Regions from separate parts of the Homo sapiens genome. Here region 2 is linked to region 1. A link is a contact called in ENCODE Hi-C or POLR2A ChIA-PET data. All regions are on one chromosome and are shown on one strand. The core of a region is the stretch at or near the end of the contact, and the rest is flanking DNA. Distances in the headings are between cores, read along the strand shown.

Evidence for each region. A loop is a pair of places that touch in the nucleus more often than their neighbours do. ChIA-PET counts read pairs that join two places held with the same protein, here RNA polymerase II (POLR2A). Pooled maps may share reads with other maps.
Region 2: a loop to region 1 is called in a pooled map, with 7 times the contacts of the local background. The contact joins the enhancer-like site here to the promoter of MTNR1B in region 1. A Hi-C loop is called at or near these places in 1 of 168 maps with a recorded cell type or tissue (mammary epithelial cell) and 7 of 50 pooled maps. POLR2A ChIA-PET finds 5 or more read pairs at or near these places in 4 of 52 experiments (A673, MCF 10A, PC-9 and 1 more).

What each region holds. Positions count from the first base shown.
Region 1 is chr11:92,967,650-92,972,038 of GRCh38, forward strand. It overlaps MTNR1B (melatonin receptor 1B), which reads left to right and starts at 2,002. Exons shown (of 2, transcript NM_005959.5): 1 at 2,002-2,299. The coding sequence starts at 2,077. It overlaps LOC124902733 (a long non-coding RNA gene), which reads left to right. Exons shown (of 2, transcript XR_007062838.1): 2 at 1-1,266. RefSeq lists an enhancer at 2,550-3,049.
Region 2 is chr11:93,052,682-93,057,070 of GRCh38, forward strand. It overlaps the pseudogene RPL26P31. Among named protein-coding and RNA genes, the nearest start is that of MTNR1B, 85 kb to the left of the region's middle. RefSeq lists an enhancer at 1,666-2,865. Within about 2 kb of position 2,375, at least 3 of the 41 ENCODE cell types and tissues checked have a DNase peak (open chromatin) inside an H3K27ac peak, as active enhancers do; they include PC-9 and mammary epithelial cell, where a contact is called at or near this core.

The sequences.
Region 1 (4,389 bases), core at 752-3,251:
ATGCCTGTCCTGAGTAGCTCCAAGTTGCTGATTAACAACCACTGGCCAGGCTGAGTGGCATCATTTGAAGCCATCATCTCAAGCTGCAGGGGGACATTCATGCTCCTGACACGCCTGTTATACTTTACTAGTTAATGTTTCCACTTTCTGAAGTGCTCCTTCATATCTTTTTTTTGTCTTCAAATCTCCTACACTGTTCCCCTGAATCCTGGCTAATGGGTAGCCTCTATCTCCCTGAGAATACAGAAGCCAGACAAGAGTTCTCTTCTTTCCTCACACCAGTTTAGAAGTGCATCTGAATTTGCATCTGGCTTCTGATTCCTTTCTACTACAAGAAAGAAAGCCTCCCTCTCCTAACAAATAATATTTCTTCCTTGGGTTTTGGATGAGCTCACTTTAAGGAGTTCTGGATTAGCTCACTTCAAGGATGAGCTCACTTCACCTCTCCCTTCCCTCTCCCTTCCCTTCAACATCCACTCATGCCTCTGCATCATCAGCCCCTCCGTCTCCACTGCATCCTTCCTTCTTTTTTTCCCCCCTTTAAAGGAGAGGGGCAATATAACTTACGTAAAATAACATATGTAAAAATAACAATCCAGAAATTTTTTGGTGTTTGTTTCTCAATACCCACCCTCAAATGTAACCACTTTTCTGATTTCTATTAGAAAATAGATTAATTTTCCCTGATTTTGGACTTCCTATAACTGGAATAATATGGTATATATTTTTTGGTATCTGGCTTCTTTTGTTCAATACAACATATTTGTGATTAATCCATGCTGTTGTGTAGGTCAATCATCTTTATTGCTGAGTAGTATTCCATTGCAAGGTCATACCATAATTTGCTTATCCATTCTTCTGTTGGTGGAAATTGCAGGTGTTACCAGATTTGAGCTCCTATAAACAAGGCTGCTCTGGACATTCTTGTACAGGTCTTTTGGTGGAAATATACTTTCCTTTTCATTTGGAACTTCTGGTCATAGAATAGGTGTATATTTAACTTTATTAGGAGCTAACAGACAGCTCTTCAAAGTGGCTATACCATTTTGCATTCTCATAAAAGCAGTGTATGAGGGTTCTGGTTGCTTAACTTCCTCCACAAATATAGGATAATCAGTCATTTTGATTTTAGTGATTCTAATGGGTGTGAAAAGTGCTTTGGGGTCATAAGATTAGCCCCCATTAGAAGTTATCTATTATTATTATCACCAGATCACGACTCAAACATTTTTAATAAAGGGCACCTGAGTTCCTTCTTTATTGTAATCATGCCTCAATCTTCTTCTTGTCCTAACCCCTCCAAAAACCACATCATAACCCCCAATATTGGCCATACATCTATTTAAGTATTATGTGTAAATATATGTTGGTAAATATGTTAAAGTATTGGCTTTATAAAGAGGACCCAGTAGAGACATCATCAATGCCCCCCACAATACCCAGCGAGTGCTTGGAAAATGGCTAGGTTCGTATTTTTCTGCAGCTCCCTAGAATATAACAGTCTACCCTACTTTGTTCTGGGCTCTGTCCCCACATCTTAGGAGTTGCATTCTCTTTCGGGCTGCACAGCCCTATGGGACGTCAAACCTTGCCTTTCTTGACAACTGATGGGAGGTCCCTACCATCAGCACCTTCTCCAGTCTATCAACCTGGGTTGGACGTCCCTACCTAGACACAGCTTCTCTTGGGGACGCTGTGGAGGAAATCGGGGTCTCGGGTGTGGCTATATACTCAGGGACAGAAGCTAGACGCGCTCCGCAGCCTGAGGTGGGCCAGGCACCTGCTGGGCTCGGGGTGGCAGAGACAGCTGTGCGGTCCCAGCTGTTCCTGAGCGCACCGCTGAGGGACGCACTCCCTTCTACAACGGCTGCACCCCAAGTCCTCCTCCCATTCCTATATTTTTCTCCATCCCCTGCCCACGCTTAATTAGTTATCTCCTCCAGACCCCTCCCCACTGGCCTCCTCCCTTGCACACGCGAGCTGGGCAGGGAAGAGAGCGCCCGGCTCAGTACTGCGCGCGCCCTGCGGCTGTCCGGGGCCGCGCGGTGGCCAAAGCACAGCGCGGGAGAGTCTGCGATGTCAGAGAACGGCTCCTTCGCCAACTGCTGCGAGGCGGGCGGGTGGGCAGTGCGCCCGGGCTGGTCGGGGGCTGGCAGCGCGCGGCCCTCCAGGACCCCTCGACCTCCCTGGGTGGCTCCAGCGCTGTCCGCGGTGCTCATCGTCACCACCGCCGTGGACGTCGTGGGCAACCTCCTGGTGATCCTCTCCGTGCTCAGGAACCGCAAGCTCCGGAACGCAGGTGAGCACCATTCCTGATGCTGGGTGCTGGCATCGGGCCCTTCCTTGTCTTCTGATCTTGTCCCTGACCCCGGGATATGCGCTGCCTTTTCCCTCCTCAGCCCGGGCTCCCCTTTCCCTTCACTCTAACCTATTCCTTAAGTTTGACTCTGCACTCAAAAGTTAGGGTGAGTTTTGCCCCTCCGAAGTGCGGCTGCCCAGGACGCGCTTGGCACAGAGGGAATTGCGGAAAGTTTTACTGGCGCGCTTTTTGGCCGGGCGCCGGCGCTGTGGGAACCCACGCTGCTGGATGCCATCGCTACCCCGTCGCGCTCCAATGCGTGTCTTTCCAGAGGTGCCCACATCAGGCCACAGAAATCTCACCACCTGTACTTGACATCCCACTTCCTTCCTTGCCAAGCACTGTAGCTTTATGTAGTAGTCGCTTAGAAAATCCTTGCTGAAAAAATGAGTTAATCAATGGAAGCATTTCAGTAGGTTTTGTGTCAAAAACTTATCTCCAGGTCATCTGAAGACCCAATTCCAGTTGACGGAGAGTAAATGCAGAAATTGCAGATTCTGCTTGGACTGAACTAAATTGCTTTGAAATATTGTGGTCTTTTCCGAAGACTGGGAATTCCTGGGATTAACTGTGAAAATTAAAGCAATGATTTGGCTAAATCGTGTTGTAATCCTGAAAATATTTTTCCTATTTCAATCCACTCTCATTTCAATATTCCCCTAGTCAGGTCTTCAAAGAAACAAAACCAGAGTGGGGGGCAGTATCTGAACTCTAGCCCTCACAGGTCATGGGGCATGATGACCACTTCAGCTTAGGAAGGAGCTCAGTCACCTGTTTGTTAATTTTGCAGTTTCTTCAAGTTGGGCCTTGGGAGCAAATTCAAATATTAGAGTGAATTAAAATGGAAAGATAGCAGCAGTAAAACAACCATATAGCTTAAAAATGCTTTTCTAAGGAGTCAGACCATTTTTAGCAAATAGTAATATGTATTTGGTGTGGCCTGTGACTCTAGAAATTTTTTTTTTTTGAGATGGAGTCTCTCACTCTGTCACCCAGGCTGGAGTGCAGTGGCATGGTCTAGGCTCACTGCAACCTCTGCCTCCCAGGTTCAAGGGATTCTCTTGCCTCAGCCTCCCGAGTAGCTGGGATTACAGGCGCTCGCCACTACACCCAGGTAATTTTTTATATTTTTGGTAGACACAGTATTTCACCATGTTGGCCAGGCTGGTCTCGAACTCCTGACCTCAAGTGATCCACCCGCCTCGGCCTCCCAAAGTGCTGGAATTACAGGCATGAGCCACTGCGCCCGGCCAACTCTAGGATTTTTAGCTAAAAAAACAAACAAGAAACTCCTCCAACTGTGAGTATCCAGCCATCATATGGGAAACATAACATTATTAAGAAGAAGTAAACTTTCTAACTCACTTCAGTAGTGGTGGCTGTTTTCTGGAATACATTGTTCAAAATATTGTGTCCTTTGAAGAAAAGCTTATATATTAGGGAAAAACAGGTTATGATTAGAAAACTGCATTTAATATTTTTGACACATTGTCCCTTGCAGCCATCATAAACATTCATTTCCAGCACAGGGAAGCAAAAGGGAGACAACTCCTGGCTCTATGGGGGAGAAATGGGTCCTCCTGGTTCTGACATTGGCCCCTTCTGTCCCTGACTTATTGAGTATTTAGAGCAGGTCTGTCAGGCCATGGCTCCCTGCTCAGTAATTTGGATTGCCCACCATGAGAAAGGTGGTTGAGGGAAGTAGGAGTTGCTTCCTTTTGCTGGAAGGAGAAAAGCACCCCTCCCCTCCTGCATCCTACAGAGGGCTGGCCTTTTCTGTGATCCTGGCAGGGTCTGCAGAAACCTAACCAGTTTAAGAGCATCACTGGGGAGGGTCATGAGCATGTTAAATTGCTGGCATATCCTCTGTTCTATCTTTCCTACCTCCTGATGTGTCCGCTACAGCCCAGCACCCGAACAAAAAAAAATAATAATAACACTATATCTAAATGACATCAATTCCTGCCACTGCTGCAGTCTTGCAATTTAACCAGTTCTTATGTGACCTCTGGCTTTATTGGTGACAGTCA
Region 2 (4,389 bases), core at 1,125-3,624, 85 kb after region 1:
GATGGGCATGGATTGAACATCGTACTCTGTCTTAGCTCTTTGGAAAGAAGGGAAAATGTAATCCTCCTGAGAATGTGGGAAGGCTTATTGAAATGTCCTTTATGGTTCTTGATTCAGTCTATAGTGATAAATGGATTGAATTTCATTTTGGTCACTGCCACTTCGGCGATGGCCACAAAAAAAGAGATGACTATTTTTATAGTAATTAGTCTGGTTATCCGAAGGTGAGAGATGCCTCTCAATTCATGTTTCATTTTTTGCCTATGGATGTGGGGCGGTAACTTTAGCCCATTCCTTTCTTCTCCACATTAGGGGCTGAATGGATGGCCCACCCAATAACCCCATCAGTTCACCCAGATAGGTCCCTGAGCCTCACTTTTGCAAACCTCAGATTTGCTTACAGCAATCTGAAGCAAATAGTTTGGGGGCGACTATGAGGCAGTTCTTACATGTTTCAATAATGCTTGGTGGAATTTTGTTGTACCCCTTCCACCCATGTGTCCAATTATACCATACAGGACAAGGTGAATGAAGATGTTTTATTTTCAAGGTTCAGTAGGGAAGTATGTTTGAAATTGGTTGAGGACTCTAAGCTCTTTCCCCCCGCCAACAAAAAAAAATATTTCTGGGAAATATATTTCTGTCTTCTATATAATGATCATGGCTGTTTGTTGTATGAATGTGACAGAAGCTGCAAGAAAAATGAGTAATCAGATGCCAATACCACCTCTGACACCCCTAGATCAGCAAAAAAGTGCAAGTGGTTTGTCTGCTAATAGCTGGAAATTGTGCTACAAGTATGTGTTGTCGGAAACTTTAAAATCACAAATATGTATGTTTAAATATTAGTATGTAGATAGATGATAATACTGCTGTAGTTGGCTGAAAGGGAAAGAAAAGTCACCATGATGTTAACACAGCAAAGCTATCATCCATCATGAAGGAAATGCTTAGATGCTCACAATAAAAGAATTGAAGTTAGAAACACGGATTATTATGAATACAGCAGATGATGTTAAGGTACAGTGTTTAGGGAGAATGTATCCGACAGCCCCAAGGATTTGGTTGAGACAGAGCTGCTGGCTATTTCTTTATATTTTTTGTTGTTGTTTTGCTGCCATAGAAGCCTCAGTCCCTAGGATAGAGAGGGCATCTCTGTTGTCAGCCTGTGATACAAGCTTTAGCAGCACCAAACTGCCACGGGGCTGCCCCCAGCTTTCCTGAGATACAGTGGGGAGATGCTTTGTGCAGTTCCCCCACACAATGCATCAGAAACATGGGCTCTGGGGCTCTGGGGACCACACAGGAGCTATGGGGAAGGAGGCTGAAGTAGCCAAGAGTAATGATGGGGAGGTTTTATTTATTTATTTATTTATTTATTTATTTATTTATTTATTTATTTTCAGAAACCGAGAATTCCTATGTGAAATTGTTATTGTGCTGAATATGACCCCACATTTTCTTTTGGAAATCCAAACCAGACACTATCTTATACAGACCCCTGACATGTGAGGTGATCATCAGGAGTTTGCAGAGACTTATGGTCAGTGCAAGACCCAGAGGTTTTCATTCCAGCTCCCATTATCAAGAGAAGGTGTAAATAGCCCATCGTCCTCACCCATTTCTGTGCTGTGGAATCCCTGGTTGCAGAGTATTTCAAAGTATACTGATCATAGGTTGATAGCGGTAAAGGATAAAATTGGGAGTGTACATGAAAAGGTAAAATCTGTTCTTCCTACTCAGATGATTCATTGTAGTAATCAGCATCGGGTGGATTCTCATCACTTGGAGACTCACTCATGTCTTGCCGGAGCTCTTACAAAGTGTTGCTAAGGTAGGACACTGCTGGTGCAGGTGGGGATAGTTCACAAGGCTCAGGGTCTTTCTTTCAGAAAAAAAGATACAGAGGAGAGATGTTTCTTTTTTCTTTTTTTTTCCAGCACATGGTTGTTACCCAAAGTTATTTTACTGAATTAGTTTAATTTTTTTTTTTGATGGAAACTAATGAGGTGGTGGCATTCATATAAGAAATTCACTTTTTTGAGTATACTTATGACTGTATATGTACTTCCATCTCTTTGTTACCAGAGAAAATATAAAAACGCAAATACATGACAATGCTATAAATACTGTAATAACCTGGAATCACATCTAATCTACAAAATAATTTTTAATTAAAAAGTAAATCATCTGAAAATAAAGAGATGTTTCTATTAATGTGGCCATGGTGGATGGGAAAGCTCTGTTTCTGAGAGGTCATCAACGCCCCCAAATGGTTTTTGTACTTTCATACTCTGATTATTATTACAAGATGACAAATATGAGGATGCTCCTGGGTTGACTCATATCTGTGGCAAACACCATGTAACTTGTAGTAATAAACACCCATGCAATTGCACACATTCAGGATGATTCAGCTGTCTGTCATCACAGCATGAAAAGTGGCCTACACTGTTTCTCCCTCCTCTGGGCCTCTTCAGATTGGCACAGTGGAAAAACACCACCACAGAGATTAGCTTTCAAGAGAGACACGGAGTGGTGAGTGCTTTTGGTGCACTTCCTCAAAGACACAGGAATGAAAGTTTTGTCAAAAAAATCAGATCAGATTTAAAAATTGTAAGAGTTTATTGTGCACTCAAAAGAATAGCTGGGGAACTGGGAGGCTTCAAACCAGAAGAGGTAAGAAGCTCTGCTTATGGCCAGGCGTGGTGGCTCACGCCTGTAATCCCAGCACTTTGGGAGGCCAAGGCAGGTGGATCATGAGGTCAGGAGATCAAGACCATCCTGGCTAACATGGTGAAACCCTGTCTCTACTAAAAATACAAAACATTAGCCGGGCATGGTAGCGGGCGCCTGTAGTCCCAGCTACTCGGGAGGCTGAGGCAGGAGAATGGGGTGAACCTGGGAGGCGGAGTTTGCAGTGAGCCGAGATGGCGCCACTGCACTCCAGCATGGGCGACAGAGTGAGACTCTGTCTCAAAAAAAAAAAAAAAAAAAAAGAAGCTCTGCTTACAACAGTTACTGTGCAGTTTATAAAGCATTAAGGAGGAAGTATTGTGACCTTTTTTGTAATTGGTTGTTACACATTAACATTCTTTTAGGGCAAGTAGAGCTGTTTAAGCTGATCTGACTTTTGCTGATTAGTTTACTTTTACCGAATCCTGCTGGCAAAAACGTAAAGCTTTTATTTTGTGTTTCATTTATGATTAGGGCTACCATTTCTGAAAAATTAGGATGACTTCAGCTTTGGCTACCTGGCTATGGGCAATTGGCCTTGGATTATATCTAAACTATGACCTCCATTTTTTTTTTTAACCATTGCTTTCTTCCAGTGATTCTCTCAGCTGAACTCAGAGTGTGACCAACTACCTATCATTACTCTTGGTCATCACATTTTCTTTTCTGTAGACCTTTGTAGGAGCAAACTAGAATCTCATTAGATTCTGTGATTCTTGTCCAGGTAGTTTCTGTTGTTTAATCCTCATGGAGATAATCTGAAGAGTTCATGGCTGCTGAGAAGCATTTAAGACTAGAAAGATTATAATACACAAGGGATATTATCAATATGACTAACGGGGAGCTAATACCAAGAATTTGAAAAAGACCCTGAGTATTAATTGGAATATGTGGAGGGCTTTTTTGAAGGATAAGTATCTTTGGTTTTGGACCCCCAAAATACTCTGAACGTGTACAAGAAACAAGGCTACACACCTCATATTAAATTATGCAGCACTCATGTTCAAGTGAAGTTAGAGGGAGAGCTTGGGGACCAATTTTAATAATATTTAAATGCATTTATTGCTACTGATTTTCAAGACTGTTTACAACCACAATTCAAAGTCTTAGGATGAGTACATTACAGTAGACAGTTACTTAGTGAGAGATTGCTCTGAACCTGATGCCTCGGGAAGGATGTCAATATCCACAGAGCCCCACTCTCCTGACTGCATTTTTTTTACTTTTATTTTAGGTTCAAGGGTACATGTGCAAGATGTGAACGTTTGTTACATAGATAAACATGTATCTTTGGGGGTGTGTTATTCAGATTATTTCCTCACCCTGGTATTAAGCCTAATATCCATTGGTTATTTTTCCTGATCCTCTCCCTCCTCCCACCCTTCACTCTCCGATAGGCTCCAGTGTGTGTCATTCCCCTCTAGGCTTCCATGTATTCTCATCATTTAGCTCCCACTTATAACTGAGAATATGTAGTATTTGGTTTTCTGTTTCTGTTTCTGCATTAGTTTGCGGAAGATAATGGCCTCCAGCTCCATCCATGTCCCTGCAAAGGATATGATCTTGTTTGTTTGTTTTTGGTTTTTTTTTTTTTTTTTTTTTTTGAGACAGAGTTTCACTCTTCTTGCCCAGGCTGGAGTGCAATGGTGCAAT